Linked DNA regions of Homo sapiens: regions 2 and 3 are each linked to region 1. A link is an interaction called in ENCODE POLR2A ChIA-PET data of the cell type or tissue named here. Cell type or tissue: OCI-LY7. All regions are shown on one strand. Each heading gives the region's core, and the rest is flanking DNA. Links, peaks and the distances in the headings are about the cores only.

Region 1 (10,323 bases), core at 2,832-6,831:
CAGAATATAAAATGTCCTCCTTACTACAGATCTCAGCAGTAATATAATATGTCTTGGGAACATGTAAAACAGACTTGAATATTAGCAGCTCAGTTTGCTAACTATTCTAGAAGACTTTTGTATTTGATAATAGCTAAAGAAAGAACTATACACACAATTGCAGTGAAAGTGGAGTTGTCTTTTCTTCTTCTTCTTCTTCTTTTTTTTAGGTATCTGCTGTGTGTATTCAGCTTCTCTTTGCTTCTAGGGGCAAGGAAATGCCCTGTGATATTTTTTTTCCCCTTAAACTGTAAACCATTAGTTTAGCTGCCAGCTACACAAATGCTCAAACTTCCCAGTGTGCCTGGCTCTGCTGTCCAAGCTTTTTCCAGTGTACACTGAAATGAATGTGTTTCTAATTAAGTAGCTTCAGGAACACGACAGCTTCAATGTCAAAAATACAAAGTCTGAACCCTGGCAGGAAGTCTTAAGACTGCAAATGTCTCATCTAGTGGAACCTTGCCTAATGTAATGAAAGGAAGCAGGAAGAGTACAAATTCCAGAAAAATGGCCACTTATTAATGTGACCAGAAGCACAGCCTAACACATAGAAGGGAGAAAGCACAAATCCATAATATTTAACTAAATCTTATCACCCTTCCCATCTCCTACATTTAATCATGCAATTGACCAGTGACCATGGGTTTTAACCAGAATTGTAGAACTGAAATTCCAACAAATGAGTTAATATACAGAAAAAGACATTCAAACGGTTGAAAATAAATATGTATAGCAAAACCCCTCTGTATAACTTAACCATAGGATCTTATGTATGTAGACTTTAATGCTACACCCTTTTGTCCTACAATAAAAATCAATGATACCCTGAAAGGAAAAAGGGACCTCATGGAAGAGACTGAAGAGGCAAGAAAGGGCAAAATGGAACTCATTCTTCAAGTATCTTTAGATAGGCATTTTTTAAAGCCCAATAATTATCCAAAGAGTAATTATGGCCTATCGCAGAAATGTAGTTTTCTTAGCCAAGTATTGTTAGAACTGCAACAGCTCTGTATTTAGAAAATATTTAAAACACATTTATTCTGAAATCATAGCAGCTCCATGTTTTGTATGAATGCAAATTTGGACAAATACCTTTTACATTGTCATCATTTACGTATCAAGCCTCAGATACTTCCCTGAATCTACTGCATGTTTGCTCTGCAAATATATAATTACGAATTCCAAGTGGTGAGAGGGAGAGGGAAGAAAAAGAAACCCAGAATTTCCTGAACATCTCAATGTGGTACTTATCCAATTGGGTAATTCTAGGTACAGTCTGAAAACAATTTCTATTCTCACTGTATCTCAATAATTATTGTAGCTACTGACTCAGTTTCTTGGAACCTCTTCTTTGTCTTTTTATTTTTAAAAGAAATGTTTGGGGAGAAAAACACCTACCCATGATTATATTATCCTAACACAATTACTTTTTCTTTTGCATTCCTTTCTAATACTGGCTCACATTAACAGCTTTATATCTTTGAAATTATAAAGTGCATACATTGTTTTATTTTCTCATTGGCTACATGAACATTTCCCAGATTGTTCTATAATTTTTGTGATTATTAAAGACTGCATAATATTCCACCAAATATGGATGTATCATAATTTATCGAATGCTATCCCTAGAGTAGACATTAAGTTGCTTCCAATTTTCTATAAGTATCACTGTGATAAAAATGAACACCTTCATGTTGCATGAATTCCTAGACACCGAATTACTAAAAATTAAAGGACAGGGCTGTTTCTTATCTTTTGTTATATCCTAGCAAAGCATTCTCCAATAAGGCAGTACCTGGCCTAGTAGAAATCTTTCAGGATTGTTGTAGAGATTAGAGACAACCTCTGACGTACCTGGCACAGCAGCAGCACATGGTAGGGTTTTCTCTGAGCCCCTGGCATGGCTGGCACCATTGGACCCACTCTCCTATTACCCACAGAATGGTTTCTTGTTCCAGCCCTGGTTCTGTAGCATACCCGCTCTAGGATACCTGGTAAACTGCTGGTAAGAATGGTCAAGATGCCATGAGGAATGGGAGGTGCTTGACAGGCACACACCATCTCTACACATGGATTTCTGACTCCCAAGCACACTCTTGTCTCCCGGATACTCCACTGAGTTCAGGAGGGTTGCTCATCACTCTCGTCAGGAGGGTGCCTTTCCTTTCTAATGTACCACCAATAACGGAAAAACTATCAATGAAACAATGGTTCATGACTTTCTGATCACTTGGACACATTTTTAAAAACCTCTTATCACTCTTGAGCATACATTAAAAATAAAACAGCAAAATAAATTGGGTAAGCTATTTAAAAAAAAAAAACTTCTTCATATTCAGAATCCAACACATCTGAATCCTTTTCTAATTCAGAGGCATAAACGTCCATGTTTTTCCAAGGGTATCTCAGTTACAAAACCAAACCAAAATCCATCTACTAGAAGTGATCTTCCTGTTTAGGTTCAAGAAAGAACTTATTTGTTGCTGTTCTAGAAAACATGAATGGAAATATCTGCTTCAGTAATAGCAAATGTATATACTCTGCTTCTCTTCTCCAGAGCCTTTTAGCATTCACAGTGACTTTACCTTTCAATATTGAATCATAGTGCAATTTTGAAGACATTTTAAACGGCAATTAAACAACATGTGCAGAACCAACAATGCACATAATTAAATTAAAGTGGTGATAATATTAACAGTTATAACCAAACTTATGCATAGGCAGGTCATGACAACCATGTCACAACTGCTGTATGACTGACAGTGATTGTAGGATGCTATTGTACATCCTGGAATAGCAGAATGGGGTATATCTGTATGAAGCTTTTGTTCTCTGGGAATTACTGCACTATCTGATTTCATCAGTTACAAACGTGAGAGTAAAAGTGACTCTTTTTTCCTTCTCCCCTGAAAAGGAAAAGGGCTCTGTTGCTGGTGTTGAGGCAGACACAACAGAATAACCTTTACCTGGAAGATATCTTTAGTTTGAATCCTCTTAAGAGGAAAAGGAACTTTTATTGAGCTACTATAATTCAGTCACCTTTATGCATTACACACATAATGCTCAAGGGAACTCTGCAAGGTGGTGCGATCATCCATATTTTCAGGTTAGGAAACACGCTCAGAAAGATAAAATTTGCCAAGATCGCACAGCTGGTCAGTGGTGAAGCCGTACTTCAGACGCAAGGCTGCTGAACAGACAGCCCAAGCTCTGCACATGAGGTCACACAGCACATACTCAGTACTTAAGCTGAAAGGAAAAGAGCGCTGGGGTACCAAAAGGGCTATTCGCCAGTCCTCTTGGTTCCAGGCCTGTGATGCTGAGCGCTTCTCTGACAGGTAAGTCCTATGGCATGAGCTTATTCCCAGCAAGGAAGAAGCAAGAATATGGAAACTGCAGACTTACTAACGATCCTGTAGTCCTTGTTCATTATTACCGCACTTTCACAATTTGTTTAATTCCTTTCCCCCAGATAACCAGGGCTCTGTTAATCATGTTCCCCTGAGGTGAGCAGCTACTAATTGGAAATGAGTCCAGTGAAATAAAGGAACACTGGCTGCTTAAAAAAAAAAAAAATACAGCTTCCCAAGACAAAGTGGGAGGGGAGAGGAAACAAGGGAGAGGCGGTCCCTCCACCTCCAGGTGGGCAACACCTCTGCTATCATGAAGGAACACAGCTTAGGGCAGCCCAGGGATTTGGAAAGATCACTGTTTACACATAGGTATCCACGTTACAATATACACATCACAGTGTCACCTTACCTCTCAGAGGGCCACCACCTTCTTAATTAAATACCCTGATCAGGCAAAGGGGATCCCACAGTCAGAAAGAAAAACTCTGAAGGAGGTCTTATGTGAGCTTTTCTTTCTTTTTTTGTAAAAGACACAAACGTGTAAACACAGATTGTCTTGTGGTTTTAAATTCTGCTCGAAATAATGAGCCTGGCTTTATTAGAGAGGTTAAAGGACAAGAGAACGGGAAAAAGAAAAAGAACAGACACCAGAGAACATATCTTGCTGGAGAATGCGAATGATCATGGTTTTGGGCTTAGTGAGAGCGATGAGACAGCTGCTCTTCAGGCTAATGTAACTGCCAGTGTAGGAGAGGAAGCCAGTAAGAGCAGCCACCACTGACTGCAAATTTGCCAAGAGCCAGCATAGGCTAAGGCATTTTCCTCATTAGATTCTCACCATAGCAGCATAAGGAGGGTGCTATCAGAACTACCATTTCACAGATGGAAAAACTAAGATTGGAAAAGCTAAATCATTCATCTGACGTCACACAGCTAGTAAGTGGCAGAACTGGGACTAGAACCCAAGCCCATGATACGGGGATCAAGCAAGCTTCTTATTTCCTGGAGACCAGCATTCCCACAGCCTGCAGAGGAAGGAGGTTAGGTGGTTTTCTCTAACCTGCTCCCTAAGGGCTGGCCTGCAGCTGTGACAAGACCTAGGAGCTTCTACATTCTGTCTGAGCTCCTCCTCCCCTGCTACCTTTTCCATCACAGGAAGCTTCTGGTCCCTGAAGTGCCTCTGAGCTCATCTCAGTCACATGGTGGCCCCACAGGCCTCAGCTTCACTATTTCTTCAAGTCCTACTGAAGCCATGCTGCCTGCCTCTCAGATTGCCCAGTGGTGGCTAACACCTCTCTTGGTAGGGGCTTTTGTCCGGGTTACCCATTTGGCATAAAGCATGTGCTGATTTGAAGGGTGACTCTAGATTGTCAGTCACAAAAGCACAGAATCCTGTTTCCCAGAGCCTCCCATGGTGCCATGTGCAGAGCAGGAAGGGTAAAACAGTCGAGCTATTTACTGAGCACACACCACATTTCAAGGGCTGCATGGGAGGCTCCAGCCACCTTATCTCATTTAATCCTCAAATAATCCAATTTACACCATCCATTTTATAGCTTTTTTTTGAGACAGAGTCTTGCTCTGTTGCCCAGGCTAGAGTGCAGTGGTGCGATCTTGGCCCACTGCAACCTCTGTCTCCTGGGTTCAAGTGATTCTCCTGCCTCAGTCCCTCGAGTTGCTAGGATTACAGGTGCGTACTACCACGCCTGGCTGGTTTTTGTATTTTTAGTGGAGACAGGGTTTCACCATGTTGCCCAGCTTGGTCTCGAACTCCTGACCTCAGGTGATCCACCTGCCTCGGCCTTCCAAAGTACTGGGATTATGGGCGTGAGCCACTGTGCCTGGCCATTTTATAGACTTAAAAAGGTATTCTCAAAAACGTGCCTATGGGATCACCCAGTTAATGGTGATCCCAGCCCAAATCCTTCTACTTCCAAGTCTCTTACGCTACTCTTACTTGCTAGTGACTTCTCTTAACCATTATGCTACTGTCGACAAAAAATGGTTACTGGATAATTATAGCTAAAAAAGTAAAATAGCTAGTGGGTTCATAGTCAGAATAAAACTATATTTGCCTTACTAGCTGGAATTGACTGATACTCTTTTCTGTTCTAAGCGGGATTTAAGGCAATTTATATGAATATTTGCAACATAGCAACAAAAGTATGAAAAGAAATAGGAGCTAAGGGGAAAAAAAAAGGAAGCTGTGGCAAGGTTAGTGTTTCTATTTCATGCTGGGACACCTGCTGGGATGGTCACAGGTTTGGCTCTGAGCACTCTGGCCACCAACCCAAAAGGGAAACAAGACTGTGAGGTGTTTTGTGGTGTCCACAGGAGAAAAATAAACCAGCCACCCAGGAGCTTGAATTTTCAAAAGGCTCCTGGGGAGGGAAAAGTGTTTTCCACAGGCCGGTTAGTCAGTCAGTCAACAGGTATCACTAATATCAGGCACCATGCTGGCCTGGGGCAAGAGGATAGAATAGATCTGGTCCCCATGTGAAGCTCACAGTTAATGGCAGATCAAATAAGCGCATTATTGCATATGCGCAAACCGCTACAAGGAGACGCACAGGGTGTTGTCGGGTACACAACGGAAGGGCCTGAGATGACCTCATTTCATCTCTGCAGCAATCTTGAAAGGTGGGTCCCCATAATTCACAGAGGAACCCATGGCTCAAAGAGGTTAAGTGACTCGACAAAGGTCACAGCTGGTGAGAAGTAGAAAGTATGGGGTAACTGCCATGAGGTAGGCAAGCTTTTTTCTTTTTAGGGGAAAAAGTATTTAATGTCTTTCCTGGTTTCCAACCCAGCCCTCTCCGATTTATGAGCAACAACAGAGGATGACGATCCATGAGGAGACCAGGAATAATTCTAGATTAGGGGAGAAGGCAGAGATGGCCTAGTTTCCATTTGTGGTTTCGACAGCAAGAGCACGGGGCCCTGCCACAGCAGAGGTGAGCTCAGCGTGCACTGATGTCCAGTGGGCACTGGAGATGGTTTGCTAATGCAAGACACGTGTATCACTGGAGCTGATCAGTGACTGGGAAAGGGAGGACAATGCCCTTCTGAGTGTGGCTTTGTGGCTTCCTGGGGTAACCTATGCAGGTGGGGGTGGTGGAGATGCCTTCTAGAGCCCCAAGCCACTGGACCCAACAGAAATGAACACATGAGTTACAAAGATAACACCTGGACAAAATTCTGGAGAGGTCAACATCAAAGCCTGGGGTAGCCCGCCCTTTTGAGCCTCCTTGGCCTACCGGAAGGCGACAGACTCGGAAAACATCAGGAAGGGCTCCGTGGCTAAGACCACTGCGGCAGGAGAAGTTAATCACAGAGCAAAGGTCAGGAGACAGGGCTCTCTGCTGCCACAGAGAATTCAATGAGAACCGTAATAGCTAAAGCCAGACACGGAAAGGAAGTCTCAAGTTGTGAGCCACAAGCAGCCCATGAGAGCCTGTGGAAACACATGAATGAATGAGCCACAAAATAAATAAGAGAAAAAGAGAAAGAGGCTTATGGAGAAATAAATGAAGAGAAAGTAACAGAAAAAAAGGATAAAAAAATAGCGCAACTGATAATAAAAGGAGATTTTCTCTTGCTGTTTTTCCAGGACTCATCCCATGTGCCAAGATGCATAGCATCCAATTACCTTTGCAGCCTCGCCTTTCCATTCATCACGTTTTAAAGGGAAGACGAACCCGCACTTGCTGAGAGGTCACTCAGAGCCTATCACTATGCTGGTGCTGCACATACTGTCCCTGGTGCCAGCACCTGAAAAAGGCAGGCACACTATCTCCAGAAGCCCTGCCATGAGGTCACTTGCTGCACTGCTGAAACTTCCTGTGACCCTGATGTTACTTGGTCTGTGGCCTCTGCCTTATGGGTGAACTATGGCTCCCAGGAACATATCTAGAGTGTCGTTGCTATAGAGCCCCCTATACTGTGCCCCAGAATGTCCAGAGTTTTCTAAGTGTTGGGTTCAAGCCAGGCTCCAAATCAGGGAGGAATGAGGAATGTGTCACTCACGTACAGAATGTGTCATGAGAAATGGAAAACCAGGCCAATGCTCAGGCAGGTAGGCAGGAGTCGGGGCCAGCAACGTTGCATGGAGGCCAGCAGAAACTAGGGCAGGGGAGGCGGGCTGTTGCCCCTCCCGACATTAGGCAGAAGGAGGGGGCTGGGGAAGGTGGGAGCGGCAGGGCAGGTCCAGAGGCTCAGAGGCAGATACAGTAGCCAGGAGGTGGTTAGGCTGTGGTCCAGACAGCTCCCCAAAGGGTGGGTGGCTGAGCCAACAAGCACCATTCCCCTATGTGGGAAGGTCACTCCTGTGTTAAAGGGACACCTTGTCTTCTTTAACCCTGAAAGTCTCAGTAACGCTGGGAGTGACACTGCTGAGGCCAGTGAGAGCTGTCCCGCTATACTCCTGACATCGGTGCCTTCCGGGGTGCCTCTAGAGGGACAGGGCTAAAGGCTGAATGGCAACCATCTACACAGACTAACCCATTTTTATAGACCTTTCGCTTTTTGCTATATGTACTTTAAAAGGCTAAAAAAGTTTTTTATTTCTTCTTATTATTATTTTTGAGACAGAGTCTCGTTCTGTCACCCAGGCTGGAGTGCAGTGACGCGATCTCAGCTCACTGCAACCTCCACCTCTCAGGTTCAAGTGATTCTCCTGCCTCAGCCTCAGAGTAGCTGGGATTACAGGCACACGCCACCACGCCCAGCTAATTTTTGCATTTTTAGTAGAGACGGGGTCTCACCATGTTAGCCAAGCTGGTCTTGAACTCCTGATCTCAGGTGATCCACCCACCTGGGCCTCCCAAAGCGCTGGGATTACAGGCATGAGCCACCGCACCCAGCCTAAAAAAGTTTTTTATAATAAGAATGTATTACTTTACTAACAATATAGACTGTATTAAAAATCTAATGTGTCTGGAATTAGTGGTGGTGATATATCTATTAGATGGATAGTGGATTAGATAGTTGGAATAGACTACAAACCACTGATCTGTATACATACATTGATTGACTGATTGATTGATTGATTGATTGAGACAGAGTCTCACTCTCCTTGACCAGGTTGGAGTGCAATGGCGTGATCACAGCTCGTTGCAGCCTCAACTCTCCACGTTCAGGTGATTCTTCTACTTCAGCCTCACAGAGAGCTGGGACTACGGGTACACACCATCACACCTGGCTAATTTTTGTATTTGTTTTACAGGGACATGATTTTGCCATGTTGCCCAGGATTGGTCTCGAACTCCTAGGCTCAAGCAATCTGCCCACCTCCCAAAGTGCTGGCATTACAGGTGTGAGCCACTGCAGTTCGGGCCAGAACTGTATACTTTTAAAAGGGTGAATTTTGTGGTATGTGGATTAAATTTCAACTTAAAAAATGTAGCAGAGAAATTGAAAAGACAGTTTTCCTATAGAGTCTTCAGTATAGAGATCAGCACAGAATCTGTAACATAGATAATACAAAGGGCCCAGTCTCTTCTTTACCTAATTTTTCCACCTGGAAAACAGTTCACATTGAAATTGTCCAGTCTGGGCATGGTGGCTTACACCTGTAATCACAGCACTTTGGGAGGCCAAGGTGGGCGGATCATTTGAGGTCAGGAGTTTGAGACCAGCCTGACCAACATAGTGAAACCCCTTCTCTACTAAAAATACAAAAAATTAGCTGGGTGTGGTGGCGCATATCTGTAATCTCAGCTACTTGGGAGGCTGAGGCAGAAGAATTGCTTGAACCCAGGAGGCGAAGGTTGCAGTGAGCTGAGATCGCACCACTGCACTCCAGCCTGGGTGAGAGAGTAAGACTCCATCTCAAAAAAAAAAAAAAAAAAAAAAAAAGAAAAGAAAAAGAAAAAAAGGAAAAAAGAAATCATCCAAAGCTTCCCTACAAGGCTCTTGGCACATTCAGTCTTGGGTGCTGCTCAAGGAAATGAAGGTGCATCTCAGTGTAGGGCTCAGTGACTGTTATCACCTCAAAACATTTTTCCAGCTGCCTACTTGGTGCCAGGCTCCTCATGTACAGCAATGTTTTTAGCTATCTCCCTGGCAATGACTTAGCAAAAGACACTGAGGCTCAGGCAGGAGATGTGACTCACTCAAAGTCACATCTTTAGTAGGACCAGAGTCTAGGATTTGGACCCAAGACTTTGACTTCCAAATCTGAACTGTTTTCTCTCACTTGGCCTCTCTGTTCAAGCCTCAGGGTCAAGTTTAGCCAAATCTCAGTTGAGGAATTACCTAACTAGTAATCTATGATTTCTGATCATTAAATCAACACACATTTGTGTATGTGTGTGTGCATTTCCTAATCATCAGTCCCACCACAGCCCAGCTTCCCTTCCTCTTCTGTCTGAAACTAAATTCCTGGTCCTTATCCCCTCCCACCCCTCCCAGATGAGCTCTGTCACAGTGGCACCATTCCACTCTTGGCGTCTTGCTGCTTCTTAGCTTAAAAAAAAATATCTCTATTCTCCATATCTTGACTGGATGCTTGAGTTCGTTGGTGAAGTAGTGTTTCCTCAGATCCAGAACCATCTATGTCCACCTATCTTCCTATGCCCACTGCCAGGAATATAGTAAGTATTCATAAGCACTTGCTGCAAAATGGCAATGACATACAACTTTTGCTTACTTACTGGAACCCAATCTTTAACAAAAGCTAGAAAGCCCAGAGTTTGGCATACATAAGAGAATTTTGGCCACAACTATCCATCTAATCCACTTCCATTCTGTGTGTTAAGTCTATATATTTAGTTGATGCAAAAAAAAAATTCAGTTGAAATTCTTTTTTTTTTTTTTTTTCCAAGACAGGGTCTTGCTCTACTGCCCAGGCTGGAGTGCAGTGGCACGATCTTGGCTCACTGTAACCATCACCCCCCAGGTTCAAGCAATTCTCGTGCTTCAGCCTCCTGAG
Region 2 (10,323 bases), core at 3,809-7,808, 510 kb after region 1:
GCTGTTACTCAAAAGTCAGACCAGGGAGATGGACAGCAAAATTAAGAGTAAGTGCTTAGCAAATTGACAAGGTGATCTTATGTTTGTTGAATCTAATAATTTTTAAAATATGGGGCCTGCATTCATACACCAGTATTCATAGCAGTATTATTCACAATAGCCAACTGGCAGAAACAACTCAAATGTCCCTTGACAGGTGAATGCATAAACCAAATGTGGCATATGTGTACAATGGAATATTATTCAGCCTTAGAAAAGAACAAAGTGTTGTCACATGCTACAACAGGGATGGACCTTGAAAACATGATGCTAAGTGAAAGAAGCCAGTCACGAAAGGGCATACTATATGGTTACAAGTACCTAGAACAGTCAAATCCATGGAGACAGAAAGTAGAGGGTGGTTATCAGGGGCTGGAGGGAGAGGGCAATGGGGAATTAGTGTTTAATAGGGACAGAGTTTCAGTTTAGGATGATGGAAAAGGATGGGTGATGGTTGCACAGCAATGTGAATGTACTTAAGGCCACTGAATTGTACACTTAAAAGGGGTTGGGCCGGGCGCGATGGCTCACGCCTGTAATCCCAACACTTTGGGAGGCCCAGGCAGGTGGATCACGAGGTCAGGAGTTTGAGACCAGCCTGACCAACATGGTGAAACCCCTTCTCTACTAAAAATACAAAAAATTAGCTGGGCATGGTGGCGCGTGCCTGTAGTCCCAACTACTTGGGAGGCTGAGGCAAGAGAATCACTTGAACCCAGGAGACCATCGTGGAAAGCAGTGTGGTGATTCCTCAAAGAGCTAAAAGTAGAACTACCACTCGGCCCAGGAATCTCATTACTGGGTATATAACCAGAGGAATATAAATTGTTCTACCATAAAGACACATGCATGCATATGTTCACTGAAGCGCTGTTCACAATAGCAAAGACATGGAGTCAGCCTAAATGCCCATCAGCTACAGATGGGAGAAAGAAAATGTGGTACATATACACCATGGAACACTATGCAGCCATAGAAAAGGATGAGATCATGTATTTTACCAGAACATGGATGGAGCTGGAGGCCATTATCTTTAGCAAACTAACGCAGGAACAGAAAACCAAATACCACATGTTCACACTTGTAAATGGGAGCTAAATGATGAGAACACATGAATACATAGAAGGGAACAACAGGCACTGGGGTCTACTCTGGGCGGGAGGGTGGGAGGAGCGAGAGGAACAGAAAAGATAACTATTGGATACTGAGCTTAATACCTGGGTGATGAAATAATCTGAACAACAAACCTCCGTGACAAGAGTTTACCTATGTAATAAATCTTTACATGTACCCCTGAGCCTAAAATAAAAGTTAAAAAAAATGGAAAATTTATGTTTGCGTATACTACCACAGTTAAAAAGGGGATTTCATCTGTATTTTTTAAAGCCAGGTTTATTGGCATATAATTTACATGCAGTAAAATTCACCCTTTGGAGTGTGTAGTTCTATTAATGTTGACAACCTTGTACAGTCACGTGACCCCCCCAGCACAACCAAGACACAGAACAGCGCCATGCTTCTCAAAGTTCCTCATGCTGCTTTGCCATCATTTCCCCCCTCCCCTCAAATTAGCCCCTAGCAACCACTGATCTGTTTTCTGTCCCAATTGTTTTTTGTTTTTCTTTTTCGCAAAATGTCATCCTACAGAATATAATCTCTTGAGTCGCGCTGCCTTCACCTAGCATAACGTGTCCGAGAGCCATCCATGTTGCATATATCAATAATTCTTTCCTTTTCATTGCTGAATAGTATTCCCTTGTATGGATGTACCACAGTTTGCTTCTCCATTTGCCATTGAAGGACAGTTGAGTTGTTGGCAATTATAAATAAAACCACTGAAAACATTCACATACAGGCTTTTGCATGGACATGTGTTCTCATTTCTCTTGCCGGGTCATATGGTAAGTGAATGTTTAACTTTATAAGAAACATTTATAATAAACATTTAACTTTATAAGAAACTGCTCAGCTATTATCCAAGATTATATCATTTTGTTTTTTAATTTCTTTTTTTAGTACTTCATTTTTATTGCTGTTCTACAAAAACATAGATCCACAATGGATCAGAATTAAAAAGCAACCTGGTCCTACCCTACAGTAAGTTTTAGGAGCTCTAGTTTGCAAAGAGTCAGTAGATGAAGCATTGGGGAAAAGGCTTATCAGCAAAGACAGCAACACTTGCAAATGTCTAGGGGCACCTAGAGGACTGAGAGCTTGGAATGGAGAGGGTGGCTGGTGAACAGGGAGGCTGAGGATGGGGTCAGGGACCAGATGGTGCGAGATTCTGGGGGCTAAGCTGGGACTTTATCTGGAGGAGTGTTTGGAAAGCCATTGAAAGCTCTTAGGCAGAAGAAAATGATTTGATTTACATTTCAGAAAGATCCCTCTGGCTGAGAGTGGCAGCTCCCTGCAACTCCCGCAGGCCTCCAGGCCAAAGAAGAGGAGACCCAGACTGGGATGTTGGCAGCAGTGGGCTTAGAAAGTACAATGGATAGAATTTGGGGATGCACTAGATGGGGGTGGGGGGCAAGGCTTTGAATGGAGTGAAGGGGACTCAGCTGCTCTGGCTTAAGCTGGATGCCCCTTTAGGGGAGTCAGTGGGATCAGGAGGGGCCTGCGTGGGGTGGGAGTCAGTCAGAGATGGAGACCTCCCAGCTCTGCCTCCAGGAGTGCCTGCCCCGCCCAATCTGGATTCAATTCAGCTGTCACTCAGGCAGGCCTCTGAAATGTCCCCAAACAGCCAGTGATTTGTGCAGGCCTGGCCAGCCCGTTGTTTCTTTGGGATGTGGTCTTTGCCAAGATTAACAAAGGGCTCTGGGGGTGTTGGGGGGCATGGGAGGAGGTGGCCAGGGAGAGGGGGCTCATCTCAGGCCCAGCCGCCGCCAGTGAAGGGTGTTGATTTCAGCCTTCGTCTTAAGTATACGTGGGCCTCTGGGCTTTTGAGGTTGTGTGCACACAGCTTTCAATTGCATGTAGGCGATTCAGTGCACTCGTGGGTATGTGTGCATCGGGCATCTCTCTCGGGGTGCCTGCGTCACTGTGCACTGATGGGGATCGCCATACATGCAGCGGTATCTTCTCTGTCTGCCCCTCCAAATCTACCCTCTTCCCTGCTCTGTGCCCCAAGGAGGCTGACGCTGTGCAGCACATCAGCCAGGTTCCTTGTTGTCTGGGTTCAACCAGGGGGAGGCTTGGCCAGGAGATCAGAGGGCAGGGAGGGATGGGACAGGTTGGCTCCTTCCCCATGGGGCTGTGGCTCGGGTGCTGTCTCTCTCCCACAGCCACAATTTCCACTGGACAATCCTCTCCAAAGCCACAGCTCTTACCAGCTCCTGCAATTGTTCACTCCCCTGGACCCTTCAGGCCTAGCACTCTCCGCTATGGCCAGCCCCCAGGTGCTTCGCTGTGGCTTTGGGGTCTCCCTTAGCCCTGCCCTCACCCTTGTAAATGGCCCCTTGATAAAATTTTCCTCACCTTGTTTGTGCTGATTGTTCCCTGCTGGGGTCCTGGCTGAGACAGCCCGTGCATACATGTGGGTATGTGTGCAAGTGTTCAAAGTGCATCGCTTGAATGGGTCTGCACACATATCTGAGTGTATTTGTGCACACATCTGCACGTGCTTTGTCCATGTGGGCATCCTTAAATGTGCCTATGTAACCATTTGAGAATATGGGCACATGTGTATGCATGTATGCCCATGTGGGTGTGTGCATTGTCTCGTGTGTTTCACATGTGCATGCTTTTGGGTGGGAATGGCTGCACGTGGCTATGAGTGTATGCTGCCAAAGCCAGAATAAGGGCAGAGACTGATAGTTGCAGGTACAGGCGGCTTCTCCTACAGGCTCCCAGACAGCCAAGTATCACAGGGCAGCTCCTCTCAGGTTCCCCCATGGGGCCTCTTAAGAAGCTTTGCCCCTCCAAAGGGAACTGTTCCCAGGAGTTCAGCTTGTTTTGTTCAAAAAATATCACTGGGGCCCCTGCTGCCTCCATCATTACCCTCTGAGGCGCTCCCCTCCCCATGCCAGGTAGCCTCCTTCGGCTGCAGTCTCAGGACCTCAAACCACTTGCAGCTTCAGATGATGCTCAGAGAGCAAGACCCACCTTTACTGAAAGGGTTATTATCTTTGCTCCATAACAGGCTTTTGCAAGAACTCAGAAGTTATCAAGAAAATCCAACTCGGCCAGGCACGGTGGTTCATGCCTGTAATCCCAGCTCTTTGGGAGGCTGAGGGGGGTGGATTGTTTGAGGACAGAAGCTCAAGACCAGACTGGACAACATGGCAAAACCCCGTTTCTACTAAGAATACAAAATAGTAGTTGGGCACAGTGGTGCACACCTGTAATCCCAGTTACTCAGGAGGCTAAGGTGGGAGAATCGCTTGAACCCAAGAGGCAGAGGTTGCAGTGAGCTGAGATCATGCCACTGTACTCCAGCCTAGACGACAGAGCGAGAGTCTGTCTCAAAAAAAAAGAAAAAGAAAGAAAATCCAACTCAAACTCTATAAACCAACTCTATAAAAATGAAAGATTTCTGTGCAGCAAAAGGAATCAAATAAATTTAAAAGACACACAAATTTACTAGAAATAATTATCTATAATTTATATTATAGACTAAGAGTAATATCTATGACATGCAAAGAGTTCCTGCAAACAAATAAGAAAATAATAACAACCTGATAGTAAATGGGCTGACATATTGTCAAGTATTTCAAAAAGAAATATTACCAAAAGCCAGTAAATAGATGAAGAAAGCTTAAACTGTCGAGTAACAATGAAAATTAAAATGTGTGATAAAATCACTTTTTGCCCAACAGGTTTACTAAACTAAAAAATGTAATATTCAATGACAAAGGGGGTGTGGGGAACTGAGCACACTCACGTGCTGTGGGAGGGGATATAAATTGATATTGGAGGGGAGGGGACAATTTAATAGTATCTGTCAAAATTGATAGATTTGGGGATTACAGTGCACATCCTATACCCAAGCAATTTCACTTGCAAAAATCTGTGTTGCACAATCACTAGCACATGCATGCAAAGATATGTCTGTAAGGTTATTCCTTAAAGAATCAGTAGTGTAAAAAATGTATTACATTGGTGCAAAAGTAATGGCAAAAACCGCAATTACTTTTGCACCAACATAATATTTATAAACAACTTAAATGTTGTTTAGAGGAAATATGGGTGACTAAATGTTGGTATATCTATACTCTGGAATACTATAGCACTATTTTAAAAAGTGAAGTAGGCCAGGCGTGGTGCTCACGCCTGTAATCCCAGCACTTTGGGAGGCTGAGGCAGGTAGATTGCCTGAGGTCAGGAGTTCGTGACTAGCCTGGCCAACATGGCGAAACCCCATCTCTACTAAAAATAGAAAAATTAGCTGGGCATGGTGGCAGATAACTGCAATCCCAGCTACTTGGGAGGCTGAGGCAAGAGAATTGCTTGAACCCGGGAGGCAGAGGTTGCAGTGGGACAAGATTGTGCCACTGCTCTCCAGCCTGGGTGACAGAGTGAGACTCTGTCTCAAAAAAAAAAAAAAAAAAGAAAAGAAAAGAAAAAAGAAAAAGAATGAAGTAGATCTGTAGTATGGACACAGAATCTATAAAATTCATAATACCTTTTCTAATATAAAAAGAAAAATTGAAAACAATGTATTATTAACCCTTAATAGTTTAAGATAACAGGTTAAAAAAAAAAACAAAAGAGGCCGACTCTTTTGTTTGCTCATGCAAACAAATGATGGCTCATGCCTGTAATCCCAGCAATTTGGGAGGCCGAGGCAGGTGGATCACCTGAGGTCAGGAGTTCGAGACCAGCCTGGCCAACATGGTGAAACCTCGTCTCTACTAAAAATACAACAATTAGCTGGGAGCGGTGGTGGGTGCCTATAATCCCAGCTACTTGGGAGACTGAGGCAGGAGAATCGCTTGAACCCAGGAGGCAGATGTTGCAGTGAGCTGAGATCACACCAAGACACTCCAGCTTGGGCAACAGAGCGAGACTCTGTCTCAAAAAAAAAAAAAAAAAAGAAAGAAAAGAAAAGAGAAAGCAATGTGTTAGACAACCCCATATTTGTTTCTGAAAAAAAAAAAAAAAAACTGTGTGTGAATGGGCTTAATATTTTGAAAAGTATTAATGTGGTTATAAAAATATTTTCTGAGTATGCAATAATGGGTCAGGGAACCAGCCATCTGCCTTGAAAAGATAGTCCAGAGCAAAGGGCAGTCATGCCTTGCTCACAAGTCATGCCAGAACGTGAGAGCTCTTAGTCTGTTCAAGCTGCCATAGCAAAGTGCCATAGACTGGGGGGCATAAACAACAGAACTTTATTTCTCACAATGCTGGAGGCTGTCAGTTCAAGGTCAAGGTGCCAGACAATTTGGTTGCTGGTGAGGGCTCTCTTCCTGGCTTGCAGATGGCCACCTTCTCACTGTGTCCTCACATGGTGGGAAGAGAGAATGAGAGAGAGATTGCTTCTTCTTCTCATAAGGCCGCCAATCTGGTTGGATTAGGGCCCCATCCTTCTGATCTCATTTAACCTTAATTACCTCCAGAAAGCCCTGCCTTCAAATACAGTCACACTGGGGGTTAGGACTCCAACATATGAATTTGGAGGGACATAATTAAATCTATAGCAAGCTTCATGGGGAATTGTGTTGCAACAGGGACTACCCAAGAAGGTGACCAATAATGGCCATCTTGAAGTCTGGCTACCACAGCCCATGTTTTGTGGCATCTTTGGATAATTTCTTTCTGATGCAAACAGCCTTGGAAGACAGGCAGAGTCTCTCCCTCTAGAGCCAAAAGCAGGCATGCTCACTGCCCATTAGAGAGGGCTTGGGCTTCCTAAACTCGGGGTTCCTCTCCTGTGACACAGTCCACTGTGTGTTCCCAGGATTTCTGGGGCTCTTCATGTTGATATGTGGGAATTTAGGCTTGGAAACCAATGAGAAAATGCTGATACTCTGGCTGCTGCTATTGCTGTGAGTCATGACCTGTCCTTTGTGTCAGACCCTGGAGCCTCATGTCTTCTACCAGCATCCATGAAGCTGTGGCAGGCTAACTTGTTAGCTTGCAAGTAGGGTAAAATCTCACACCCTAGACAGTGCTTGACAGTCCTCTGTTGCACTGAGTCAGGGTTCACCCTTGTGGCCAGAATATGGCAGAAGTGATGTTATGTAACCTCAAGACTATGTCATCAGGATAACGTAGCTTCTGTCTGGTTCTCTTAGGATGCTCACTCTTGGATCCCAGATACCATGCTGTGAGGAAGCTCAAGTTGCTCTATGGAGAGGCCCCCATAGAGAGGAGATGATAGCCCATGCTAGCTTGCCGGAAATATGAGGAGCCAACTTAAAATGGATCCTCCAGCCCAGTCCAACCTGCAGATCATTTGCAGCCCTGCTGACATCTTACTAAAATCTCAGGAGCAACTCCGCCAGAACTGCCCAGCCAATTCCCCCTCACCAAATTCCCAACTCAGAGGAATCAGGAGAGATATTACATGATGACTGCTGTTTGAAGCCATTACATTTTGGGTTGATTTATTATGAGGGTTGATTATTAACACATGGGACTCTTGGCTCAGCACCCCCCTAGTAGCAGTGGCAGCCAGCAGAGGGAGACTCGAAGCTTTCCTGTGTTGTTCAGAGGAAATATGGATGACTAAATTTTGGTATATCTATACTCTGGTATACTGTAGCACTATTAAAAAAAAATGAAGTAGGCCAGTCACAGTGGCTCACACCCATAATCCCAGCACTTTGGGAGACTTGAAGCTTTCCTGTGTCGTGTAGAGGCAGTGGTAAGAGCCAGGGCCACTGTGAGGCAAGAGAGGGTGACTTCAGGCCAGAGGGAATCTGGGTGGGGCTTTTGGGCTATGGCCTGGATGGAGGATGAGAAATTACAGTAGCCTCAGCCTTCAGTCTGAACACTTGTAGGGCACATGGCAACCAGGGAGAGGGACACAGTCCCAGAGGCCAGAGAAGGCAGATGGTGACTCTGAGCCTATGGCCCCAACTCTCCCTCCCCCACACAAGGCCACTGATATGTTTTGGCTGTGTCCCTACTCAAATCTCATCTTGAATTATAGTTCTCATAATCCCCAAGTGTCATGGGAGGGAGCCGGTGGAAAGTAATGGAATCATGGTGGTGATGGTTTATAAATGGCTTTTACTCTCTTCACTCAGCTCTCATTCTCTCTCCTGCCACCCTGTGAAGAGGTGTCTTCCACCATGATTGTAAGTTTCCTGAGGCCTCCCAGCCATGTAGAACTGTGAGTCAATTAAATCTCTTTTCTTTATAAATTACCCAGTCTTGGGTATTTCTTCATAGCAGCATAAGAATGGACTAATACAGCCACCTAAGCCACACTTCCCCTTAAGCATCCAGGCACAACCACTGGAGAGAAGCGAGACAAGGGAGCTATCTGGGGAGATCAGGAACTACAAGAAGGACCAGTTTAGATGATTGGACTGGACAAATGGAATCCACACATAGGGGAAAGTGTCCTATTGTTCCCACTGGCCAATGGTTGTGGGGCTCAAGAAGACAAAATAAAGAAACAACATTTATCCACATTTCCAAGTTGTAATGTGAATAACATTTGTGATCTTGCGAGCTACACACACACACACACACACACACACACAAACACATGCACATGTAAATAGAAAACATCTGAAAGGATCTATGATCAATTGATAACAGTGATTACTCCTAGAGAGAGATTTTTTACTCTATTGGTTTTGTTTTTATTTTTAAAAATGTATTTATCTCTCTTTTTTTGCTAAAAGCATTGAAGGGGGAGAGAGAAGAAGAAAGTATCAGGTGGTGGAGGAATACGTCTGAAAATGATCGTTGGGTAGGCAGGTCTGGGTTAGGAATCCTGGATCCACAACTTACCTGCTGTGTGTTGGAGGGCAAGTTAATAAATCCCTCTGAGCCTCAGTTTCCCCATCTATACAATGGGGGATGGCAATAGGACCTCCTTCCTAGGACAACGGTAAATATTCAGTGAAATAACCCATGTAAAGCATTCAGATCAGCACCTGACACGAAGTCAATGTTAACTTTTGTGTATAACAAATCCTATCATCAGCATGTTTTGCTTTTGTTCATTATTTTGAAAGATTAGAAATTCAGAAAAATCAAGAGAATAGTATAATAATCACACATAATCATTCCACCTAGATTCACAGCAAATATACAGGCATGTGTTCTCCCTTTTAAAAATGAACCAAACATTACAGATCAAGCTGCAGCCCTCCCAGCCACCCCCGGGCTCCCCTCTGGCCTCCTTTCTCCTGGGCAGGTCCCAGCAGGAGTGTCATGCATTTGCTTTTGCTCCAGTCATTCTCCCAAGTGCAGCTCCCGTGCTGGGTGGTTGGAGGCCTTATACCCTGAACCCGATGATGCAGAGAGGGACGCCTAGAGACACAGGTGGCAGGTGAGCAGCAGGCGAGGCAGGAGGAGCCATCCAAGGGAGGGCCCCATGAGCTGCCCCACAGAAGGGGAGGTGAGAAGAGGGCCGGAAGCTGTTCCAGGCGCCTGATGGGCTCTGAGATCTGCCAGTTTCCTGACAATGGTTTAGTCATGATCACCTGCACACAGTCCCAGGGCCACTTGCAATGTCACCTGCACAGTTAGCCCCACCTCCCAGTGTCACCAATACAGTCACAGAGTCACATAGAATGTTCCCTGTACCATCAGCCCCATCACCCCATGTCAATCCAACACATACAACGTCACCTGCCCATTAGCGAGTCTCACTATGCACAGCCAACACTCACTCATGCTGTCACCTGCACAGCCACGCAGTCACTCACGACCTCACCTGCTCACGCCCAGTCCCATCGCAGTGTCACAGGCACAGTCATGCAATTTCCACAGCAGCGTCCACACAGTCCCTCATGGTGTTGCCTGCACACAGCCACGCAGTGTCCCAGGCACAGTCACACACAATCCCACAGAGTCACCTGCCTGCAACCAGCCACGCACAGTCATTTGCCGTCCCATGCTTGCCGCCCCCAGCCTTGCCAGGGGGTCTGACATCACAAACAGTGTCACAGGCAGACCCCTCCCCTGCAGAGCCCTGCCCACAGACCCCACTGCCCACCATGTGCCCGCCGGTCAGCCTGGGCTGGGGCTGCCCTGGTCAGAGGCCTGGGCCTGCCTTTGCCCTCAAGCTGGCTCTTCAGGAGCAGCTTGGGTTCCACTTGAGCCCCAAGGATGATACTGGAGCCGGGGGCCTGCTGCTGCTGGAAGCAGAGCCAACGCAAA
Region 3 (10,323 bases), core at 2,477-6,476, 65 kb before region 1:
GGGAGGCTGAGGCAGGAGAATGGTGTGAACCTGGGAGGCGGAGCTTGCAGTGAGCCTAGATCGCACCACTGCACTCCAGCCTGGGTGACAGAGCGAGACTCCATCTCAAAAAAAAAAAACAACAACTAAGTATCTCTATTGTGCAACACTGAAATATGACCACCAGCCTTTCTGATGTATAGCATGGGGAAACAGGTATCAGTCATTCATTTGTTCATCCAGTCAGTCAACATTTAATGAGCACCTACTAATACCAGACTATGTGAGGGACATCAATGTGTATAAAACATGGCCCCATGCTTTAAAGGAGCAAAGTAAGAAAGGAGCCAGGATTATTAAATGAGATCAAGTTAAAGCCTAGAATTCCTCCAGGATGGTGCAAGATATACTAGCTATGTTTTATTTTTCAAGTATTTCATATGAATTTCATTTGAACATATGGGAAATTTCATTTTGATCATATTCAGTTATGCTCTTTGAAATCATTCAGTTGAGATTGATCATAGTGTTTAAGTGGATTTCCTGCTAGTTCCCATCTTCTCTCACTTAGAGAGCTACTTTTTACTTGGGCAGTCTACTTCTAGAACAATGGTTCCCAGTTCATTGATCATTTATTGTGTGACTCCAAGGTAACAAGACTCTCAAACTGGGTTCTGAACAACATCAGTGTCCCTGTGACGTGGGCAGTGGAGATTTGGTGCCAATATTGAACAATGGTCATTTTTTCTCAATAGGCAACAAATGTTTTGATGAATTAAGCCTCAATTATATTTTCTCATATGCATTTAAAAAACTGACTGTAGGGCCGGGTGTGGTGGCTCACGCCTGTAATCCCAGCACTTTGGGAGGCCAAGGCAGGCAGATCACCTGAGGTTGGGAGTTTGGGACCAGCCTGATCAACAGGGAGAAACCCTGTTTCTACTAAAAATACAAAATTAGCTGGGCATGGTGGCGCATGCCTGTAATCTCAGCTACTCAGGAGGCTGAGGCAGGAGAATCACTTGAACTTGGGAGGCGGAGGTTGTGGTGAGCTGAGATGTCGCCATTGCACTCCAGCCTGGGCAACAAGAGTGAAGCTCTGTCTCAAAACAAAAACAAAACCTGACTGTAATTTTTTAAATGACTCTGATTTTCAACTCTTGGTACCTTCCACCCCTATTTGTCCATAATTGCTGGTGGGCAATAAAATGAATAAATAAATAAATAAATATTAAAGGAAATAATTAAATATGTGATTTATTTCAAATCCTTTATGTATCATTTGAGATAAAAGCCATACTTTCACAATTAGTTCAAAAGAAAGAATTAAATGGGCCAGAATAATTTCAGGGTGTTTTGCATGGCTCCAGGTTCTTGGGCACTTGTTGAACAAGTATGGACACCACTATTCTAGAATGTCGCAGTCTCATCTTTCCCTTCCTCCTTTACTTTGTCACCCAGGGATGGTCACTATCATTTAGTTAACATCTACTATCAGCAAGGCACTATGCTGGTGTTTGGTGCATATTATTGCTATTTTTCTCAAGAGTCCTGCTAGCTAGGCATTATTTACATCTTACACATGAGAAAAGTGAGTCTCAGGATGGTGAAGTAACTTCCAGAGTCATCTTCTAGTAGATGACAGAACTAGAATTAAAACCCAGGTGATTCCAAAGGCCATACTCCTTCCATCACATTCGGTGGCCTCCTTAGCCACTTAGAGCCACAGAGCTATAGTGATGGTCCCTGAAGTCCTGGGGCAGAAGCACCTCCCCTTATCCTTGCTTCATTCCCAGGACATGATCTTGACTTCAGATGACCACTAAAATGGGAAAAAATGTTAATTAGCAAGTTACCAGCCCCTTCTGCAGTCCCCTTTACACTCCCCCATCAATGAATCTGCTTAGCTCCGGCCTGTAGGTTTTGGCTATAATTCCTTATCCACTTGCCTAAAATATACCGGAAAATAAAACAAATGTTTCATGAACTTTTCCTACAGATATTCTTGGGTCCATATTCGTGCTTCCCACAGACACTGCTACCCACTTAACAAAAGCACGGACTCTGTGAAAAACATTTTGGAGGTTCCTCAAAAAGTTAAACGTAGAATTACCAGATGACCCACAACTGCGCTTTTAGGTATATAGCCAAATGACTTGCAAGCAGGTGTTCAACTATTAATTATACACACACATTCACAGCAGCACTACTCATAACAGCCAAAACATAGAAACAACCCAGGTGTCCATTAACAAGTGAGTGGATAAACAAAATATGGTATATACAGATAGTGGAATATTATTCAGTCTTAAAGAGGGCTGAAGTTCTGATGCATGCTATAACACGGATGAACCTGGTGAACATGATGCTACCAAAATAAGCCAGGCAAAGGGACAAATATTGAATGATTCCGCTTCTATGAACTATCTAGAATAGGCAAATTCATAGAGACAGAAAGTAGACTAGAGGTTACTAAGGGCTGGGGGAAAGGGAAATGAGAAGTTCTTGCTCACTGGATACAGAGGTTCTGTTGGGAGTGATGAAAAATGTTGCAAATAGACAGTAGTGATGGTTGCACATTGTGAATGCCATTCATGCCAATGAACTGTATACTTAACAATGGTTAAAATAGCACATCTTATGTTATATGTATTTTTTACATTTTTTTTCCTTAAAGCATGGGCTCTTTAGACAGACCTGGGTGTGATGGGGTGAGTCCCAGCTCCACCACTCCCAACCTGTGTGGAGGGTCACAGAGCCTCACACAGACACACAGCTGCACACACACATCAGTCCCTTCCAGGCGTCATGCAGTTTCCTCTTTCTCCCGGTTTCCTTGCTTCCTTATCTCTCATCTTGCTGTACTGTACATAGTGTCTTAAGGTTCCTCAAACCTATTTTCAGCACAAGATGGGGGCACAGACAAATTAGTCACATCCCTTATGTGTGTTCTGGGAATCCTCTGCTTGTCTGTGTGGAGGGCAGGGAGTGCGCACCCTCCCACCCATCAAGGGTTCTTGATTCTTTTTCCATCTTGAGCCACCGCGAGGCTGAGTCAACCGAAATCTGCTTTCTTGCGATGCTGTGACAAGTTGGCCCCCACAGTCAGGCTCCTGCTCACAGACTCAGTTCTTCCACTCAGAAGGCTTTGAAATACAGCATTTCAAAGCTTTATTCACAAAGATGTTTAGTGGAGTATTACTTATAATATCAAAAGACTGGAAATAACCTAAATGTCCAACAAGGGAGGGTGGTTATGGAAATTATGGTAGTTATACTTGATGGAATATTCTGCAGTTATGTAAAAATGCATATGAAATCTTGTTAAATGGGGGCGGGGAACTAACTTTTAACTGAGATTTGCTTGTACCTATGTAAACCCTTTGCATAATGAAAAAATAAAGAGTAAATACAAAAGGCATATGTAGTAAAAATCAGTGGGACTATGGTGCTGTTTTGATTTTACTACTTTAAAAATATTTTTCTGCTTTCCACTACACCAAAAACAAATCCGAAAACAGTTTTTATTGTTTTTTCATAAACAACTTGAGATCAACAGGGTTACTCAATCAGGACACAGATATATGTGGTGTTTTTCCAACCTGCTCCAACACAACCTCGTGCATTCATCCTTGAAAGCCAGGCTATCAATCTGCTTTTATCTCAACTTCTGCGTCCTCCAGGGGTTTTAGGTGGATAAATATGACTCAGCAGAATCACATGCAAAATCATGGGCTATAAGGTGGATGATACCAGTGTACCCACAGCTGAATCTGGAAGCTGGCCTCTTGGGATGAACTAAGCAAGTGGGACCAGAGTGAGCTGGCTGCTGCCTGTTTAAACAGTTTGCTTACTGCCCCCACCCAGCATTCGCTCCCTGTGGGCAGTAGCTCTGTTCCCTTTATCTTAGGGAAGCCCAGCTAGCAGGTTGGCCCAGAGAGGGCCACACAAGCTAGCTGAATAAACAGCTCCCATAGTGCTCCATCTACACTGGCCTTTCCACAGACACTGGCACAGAAGAGGACGCGTCTTCAAACACCAATACCCATGGGTTTTGCTCTTTAACCTAACATATACCAAGGACCTGCGGTGGGCCAGACATGGGGAGAGGAACCCTCACATGCACCGTCATGCAGCATGGGTTATGAAATAAGAAACTCTAAGCAGAAAAGGGGATGAATTGAAAGCACACAAATCTATCTGCAAAAGTTCTTTAAAACTGAGACCAGCGTGTGTGAAATGTGTTTCGAGGGGGGTGTATTAGCCTTATTCAGATTTCATGATGATATAATTTTAAACAAAGGAGTGAGGTAAAAGATTGTTTAAAAAATTCTTTCGTTCTCTCTAGGAAGGAGGAATATTCAAGGCAAATTTTAGAACCATACTGCTACACATATCCTCCAAAAGTTGCAATCTTCTACCATGCAGAGAAAGGACCCTCGGCCTAGCAATTAAACTCATTTGTCTTTTATCCCCTTCTTGCCAAAAAGGACCCCAGCCCTAACTAGTTAATCCCTAACACACACTGCTACTCCCAGAGTTGCCTGGCAACTGCTAGGAGGCGTGTCAGAGAGCAAGAAAGGCCTAAATAAATGAGCTGGAGCCTGGGCTGCCGCTTGACATGGATAAAGGGGGTTTCTCTGGATGGGGCTGCCTGGCTGCTGGTAGCTCTGTCATTTAAGTCGAGAAGGACAAGTTGGTTTGACTGATATTGTTAAATATCTTGGGCTTTGCATCTGATTTTCTCCAGGTGACCGAAAAATGGGCCACATGCCCTTGTGATTTGCAGACACCTTCCCCTCTATCAGGAAGCAGCAACCTCTGAAGCCCATAGATAGGACAGGATGCAATGTGTATGCACCAGAGGCCAAGTGGAGCCCCTCTGCCTCAAATGCTTCCCTATTCCCTAATTTCCTTCACCCATTCTCCCGTCTATTATTCCAAAATATATTCACTGATACCTACACACGGTGCCACGACCTGTGCCTGGTATTGGAAATGCAGAGAGTTACTAACACGGAACATGTGGAAACTAGAACAAAGACAGGCGGGAGGATGTGTTGGAGGGAACCTGGGTTTGGAGGCTGTCTGCTGGCTCTGCTGCTTCCTAGGAATCACTGCAGCCTTCGCTCCATCCCCTGTGTGTAAAGGGCTAGTGAGGGGCTGGGATGGAGAATTACTGAGAGCACGGATGGGAAGCAACTCGGAGTTGAACTGAGTGCTGACCCTGTGGGAGGCCACTGAGGTGAACTTGGCAGTGACTGGACACCCCTGGCATCTCAGTTTCTGACCCTGAGAGAGTCCTTTGGAATAATTCACCCGGCCCTGAAGACACACATCACCAGGGAGCCAACACTGGCCCTCCCCGCCCTGAGCCGGGCACCCAGCCTCCCCAACAAACCCGCAGAAAGCACAGATGGGGAGGAGAAGCCTAGCTCCTGGCACAGGGCTGGGCCTCAGCAAGCGGTCCCCTTCCTTCTTCCTTCTGGATCTGGTAAAGAAAACAAAGCTCAGGAGTCCCCCAGCCAGCTGCATTCTGAATTTTTTCATTAGGAAAGAGAGAGAGAGCGAGAGAGAGCGAGAGAGAGCGAGAGCGAGAGAGAGAGAGAGAGAGACAGAGAGAGAGAGAGAGAGAGAGAGAGAGAGGCCAAGGTGGTAAAAATCTCAAGGGAGCTCTGAGCCAGGGAAAAGTTCTTCAGACGTGACTGCAGAGGAGGAGATGCCCACCTCTGCTTCTCAGGCCAGAGCTCGACCCCTCCTTACAGAGCCAGGCAGGCCACGGACTGGAGCTGTCCCCCAACGGGCTCCAGACTGGCAGGGTCCTCCTCAGAGGGAGGAGGTGGGCGAGGGCAGGGTTCTGCCCATCTTCCCAGGGCCGTCAGGACAGGCACCGTGCTGGGCTTATTTAAGCCTCACTACACTCCTGCAAGGAGGGGATTACACATCCACCTTATGGAAGGGGAACTGAGGATTGGAGAGGTGAATAACTGCTCAGGGTCCAGGGAGGCAGAAGCAGAGCAGACAGGAGCCCGCTTAGGTCCCTCATGTTTCTGTTTCCAACAAAACACAGCACTGTGACTGCAGTAACCTGACAGCCATGACCCCACCTCCACCTCCCCCACCTGTATGGGCAGTACCCCAGGACCCTGCATGGTGGGCACTGTTGTGGAGGCACTGTGAAGCAGGGAGCACAGGTGAGCCAGAGGGCTGGTAGCACTGCAGCTGGGCTGCCCTGCGTGGCGTTCACATACCTGGCCTTCTACCCTGCAGGCTCATTCTGCCCCCAGTGACCTACTGTTCTCAGGCCCTGCCCTGGCACCCGCCTCAGGGGCCATTCCCTGCAGACATCCCCCTGTGTCTGCTCACCAGCTTTCTCTCACACCTTATGTGCCAAAGGCCTTAAATGGACTCACATCCGTTTACCCAGTAAATCCATGTCAAGGAATCCGCCTAAGAAAATAATTCAAACCATGCATAAAGATTTATATAAAGATGTTTAGCACAGTGTGGTATCATGAAACATTACTGACAATCAAAAAGACCAGCATGCCGGGCACGGTGGCTCATGCCTGTAATCTCAGCACGAGATTTGGGAGTCTGGGGCTGAAGGATCACTCGAGCCCAGGAGTTGAAACCAGCTGGGCAACATAGCAAGACCTTATCTCTACAAAAATTAAAAATAAATTAGCTGAGTTCAGTGGCATGCACCTGTAGTCCCAGCTAGCTGGGAGGCTGATGTGGGAGGATCACTTCAGCCTAGGAGGTTGAGGCTGCCATGAGCCATGATCATGCCACTCCAGCCTAGGCAATAGAGCGAGACCCCGTCTCAAAATAATAATAATAATACAATAGTAAAATAATTTTTTTTTAAAGACCAGCACTAGGAAAAGATGGTGGGCCTTGGCTCTGATTTCAGATCACAGGAACTTGACAGAAATCTCTGAGGGGGGCCTGGACATTTGCCTTTTTAAAAGCCGCCCCCCCCCCGCTCCTCATCCCTCCGTGATTCTGATCCGCGGCCAGGGTTGGGAACCACAAGGGTCACCTGATAGGCTCTGCTCAGCCACTGTCAATGATGTCTAAGAAGAGTTTTTATGTGGTGTGGAAAATGCTTACACAAACTAAAAGGCAAAAAAAATATTAATAACTAGGATACTGGATTGCTTTCTCAGGCATATCTCATCTGCCTAGAAGGAAGTTAAAAAACCAAAACCCAAAAATGTAAAAACAAAAGAAACGAAAAATCCTAGAAGCTGGATGGAAACCTGCCACCACTGTATCTCACCTTGCGACGATAGGATTATGGGTGGTGCTTTCTCATTTCTAGTCCTGTTACTTCAAACCTTTTTTTTTAAGAGTTAGTCTTGCTCTGTCACCAGGCTGGAGTACAGTGGCACAATCTTGGCTCACTGCAACCTCTGCCTCCTGGGTTCAAGTGATTCTCCTGCCTCAGCCTCCTGAGTAGCTGGGACTACAGGTGCGTGCCACCACGCCCAACTAATTTTTGTATTTTTAGTAGAGACAGGATGTCACCACGTTGGCCAGGATGGTCTCAATCTCTTGACCTTGTGATCCACCTCTCTCGGCTTCCCAAAGTGCTGGGATTATAGGCGTGAGCCAATGAAGAGCAGGTGCTATTTTTATAACCAGAGAAACAACAAAAAGACAAGTGGCCTTGGGGAGGGCCTCAGCACACCCTGGCAGGCTCACTCAAGGCACCATCCTCCCCCCGATGCAGCCAACGCCTCCTCCCTATTTCTTGGGCTCATATGTACTTTGCAGTCATTATTTTAAACTAATCCGCTCAACATTTTTAAAAGACAGGGTCTCACCCTGTTGCCCAGGCTGGAATGCAGTGGCACCATCTTGGCCTACTGCAGCCTCAAACTCCTGGGCTGAAGTGGTCCTCCTGTCAGCCTCCCAAGTAGCTGGGACCACAGGCATGTGATACTACATCCAGCTAATTTATTTTTTGTAGAGATGGGGTCTCTCTATGTTGCCCAGGCTGGTCTTAAATGTGCCACCATGCCTGGCTGCCCCAAGCAATCTTACATGGGGAATGTTGTTACATCATATTTTAGAAGAGGGGAATTTGCCAAAATTAAATCTATAGTTTAAAAACCATCTAGGTGACATGGTGATGACCACGACTTGAAGCTTGGTTGGAAAATTCCAGGCCTTCTGGTTTCCTTCTCCACCTTATGGAAGAAAGCCATTGTGGTTCAGATGAACAGGATTGAAAGGCTGACAGGTCTGCCATATTTCATTGATTCTAAGATGAAAATTACTTCCCATTGTAACATTTCTGAAATCTGGATGTGTCTTATAATTGGTGGCATCCTTCGATTATAATTGGCACCACTCTTTTCCCTTTCTTAATGGTACATAAACTAATAGTACATCTTATGACTGAACAGCATCTTACATTCAAGGACAAGTGCCATGTCTCCATCTAAATCCATCATGTTATCTCTAAGCTGATAGAATATTACATAGCCATTAAAACTATCATAAGACAGACTTTAATTTATTTCACCAGTTACCTAACATGGATACTCAGTATACTCCAGTGTTTTACCATTAGAAATGCTGCTACTGTGAACACCTTGGCATTAAGCATTTCCTTTTGCAACTAGGGGTGTCTTCATCCTCTCCTAGGCTCCAAATCTTGGGAGACATTTTGACACTTCTTGCTGTTCATCTCCCATATTTGATCTATTGCGGAGTCTTGCTACTTCCTCCTTCATGGTCCCTGTTCCTGGTGGAGCCACCCGGGGCTCTCTTCTGAGTTCCCATAACACTCCTCTAACTGGTTTCTCTGCCTCCAGCTCTCCTTTTAGTCCATCACTGTACTACTGCTCAAAGGCAACTTCAGTCATGTCACATTTCTGCTCAAAAACTTACACTCCTCACAGGGTAAAGTTCACTCTCTTAGCGTAGCATCCAAGGCTCCGCCAAATTTGGCTCTATCCTCTCCTGCAGCCCCATCTCCCCACCCAATTGCTCCAAAGAAAATGGCGCACTCACTGGCTATGAGGGGCCCTGTCTCCAAGCCTTTGCTTCCTCAGTTACCTCCACCCTCACTCTAGGAAGGGATGCTCCCTTCTTTCTTTTCCCAAACCTTACTCATCAGACCCAGTTCAAGTTTCACCTTCCTGATGAAATGTGTTATGGCTCAATTGATCCTCAGGAAGGACAGGCAGGCTTATCCTCATTTCACAGATGAAGAAACTGAAGTTTAAATGGATTAAATGGCTTGCTCAACTTTTAGACAGCTAAGAAGTGCAGAGCCAGGCTTGAAACTCCAGGGCTTCTGTCCTTAAATCCAGTGCCTTCCAGCACCTTGTGCAAGTACAACGATAAACTCCTCCCGTGGAGGAGCCTGTGCCCAGATCCTGCAGCAGCAATATGTCCCGAACTTCAGCTGCCTTTGGATTCCAGATGCACACAGGCCAACAATGAGATCACTGCAAGAGTGAAAATACTTCAAGTCTGTCCATTCCCAGCAACCCAAGCAAAGGATTGGGCCAGTTGTCCTATTCATTCCCATTTTAAAGGGGGGAAGACAACTGTATTTTCCTTGAATTGTGCCAGCTGTCACTGCTTTGAACCTGATTGGTTTGGCTGGACCCAAGATCGTGACAAGTAATCAGAGCCATGTCACTTTGAGACTAGCAGGACACTATCAAGAACTGGCTTTAAGCTGAAGGGCTTTCGAGAAACCTAAGGGAAATATGTCTCAGGAAGCAAAAAGAGAGTGTATCCCTTCTGCTATGTGAGCACACAGTGACGATGGCACTGCCCAAAGCTCAGGCAGCCTAGAGAGTAAGGCCTAAGTGCTAGATGGATAAAAAGGAGTAGGAGGGTGGGGTTAGGACGCTGCTCCCTGAGCACCCACTGCCCCGGCCACTTCACAGAGAGCAGGTCCTGGGTGATGGGGAAACAAGGTGTTTGCTGTTACTCTTTGTGTTTTACTTGAATACACGACGGAGTCAGAGCAGTAAAGATACTTACCAATGTATAATTGCGGCTTACAAGGAAGCGTGACCCCTGCTCACAATCAGAATTTCTATAAAGAATGCATTGTCTCACATCCCCTCATCTTTTGTGATTTGATCTAATTAAATGCTATAGGTTAAAGTAAAAATAGAAACAAACAGCCCCGGCCTATAGGCAGTGAAGCCAGTGCTGGTCCCTTACACCCAACTCTGATTCTGACTCCGACTAGGCTGGGTGTGACAGCGTCACTCACCCGTTCAAGACGAAGGCAGCCCTGTGCTCCTGGGAGAACAGGCCTGTCGGCAAGGTTTCCCTCCAACATTCTCCCCTCTGCAGGGTGACCCA

The links. ChIA-PET counts read pairs that join two places held together with the same protein. Peaks named below come from ENCODE experiments on the same cell type or tissue, not always from the same donor. Only the 100,000 strongest peaks of a DNase experiment are listed, where the experiment ranks them.
Region 2: POLR2A ChIA-PET joins it to region 1 with 6 read pairs; 1 of 35 experiments calls an interaction of 5 or more read pairs at or near these places.
Region 3: POLR2A ChIA-PET joins it to region 1 with 5 read pairs; 2 of 35 experiments call an interaction of 5 or more read pairs at or near these places.

The regions. Positions count from the first base shown.
Region 1 is chr9:123,610,991-123,621,313 of GRCh38, forward strand. The region is part of intron 10 of DENND1A (DENN domain containing 1A); the gene reads right to left. Among named protein-coding and RNA genes, the nearest start is that of MIR7150, 130 kb to the left of the region's middle. In OCI-LY7, for the core only: no CTCF peak of the experiment used is centred there; a DNase peak (open chromatin) is centred at 4,571.
Region 2 is chr9:124,115,369-124,125,691 of GRCh38, forward strand. No RefSeq gene overlaps it. Among named protein-coding and RNA genes, the nearest start is that of LHX2, 110 kb to the left of the region's middle. RefSeq lists an enhancer at 7,591-7,750. In OCI-LY7, for the core only: a CTCF peak has its summit at 7,658 (motif pointing right); a DNase peak (open chromatin) is centred at 7,673.
Region 3 is chr9:123,546,445-123,556,767 of GRCh38, forward strand. The region is part of intron 13 of DENND1A (DENN domain containing 1A); the gene reads right to left. Among named protein-coding and RNA genes, the nearest start is that of MIR7150, 66 kb to the left of the region's middle. In OCI-LY7, for the core only: no CTCF peak of the experiment used is centred there; no DNase peak of the experiment used is centred there.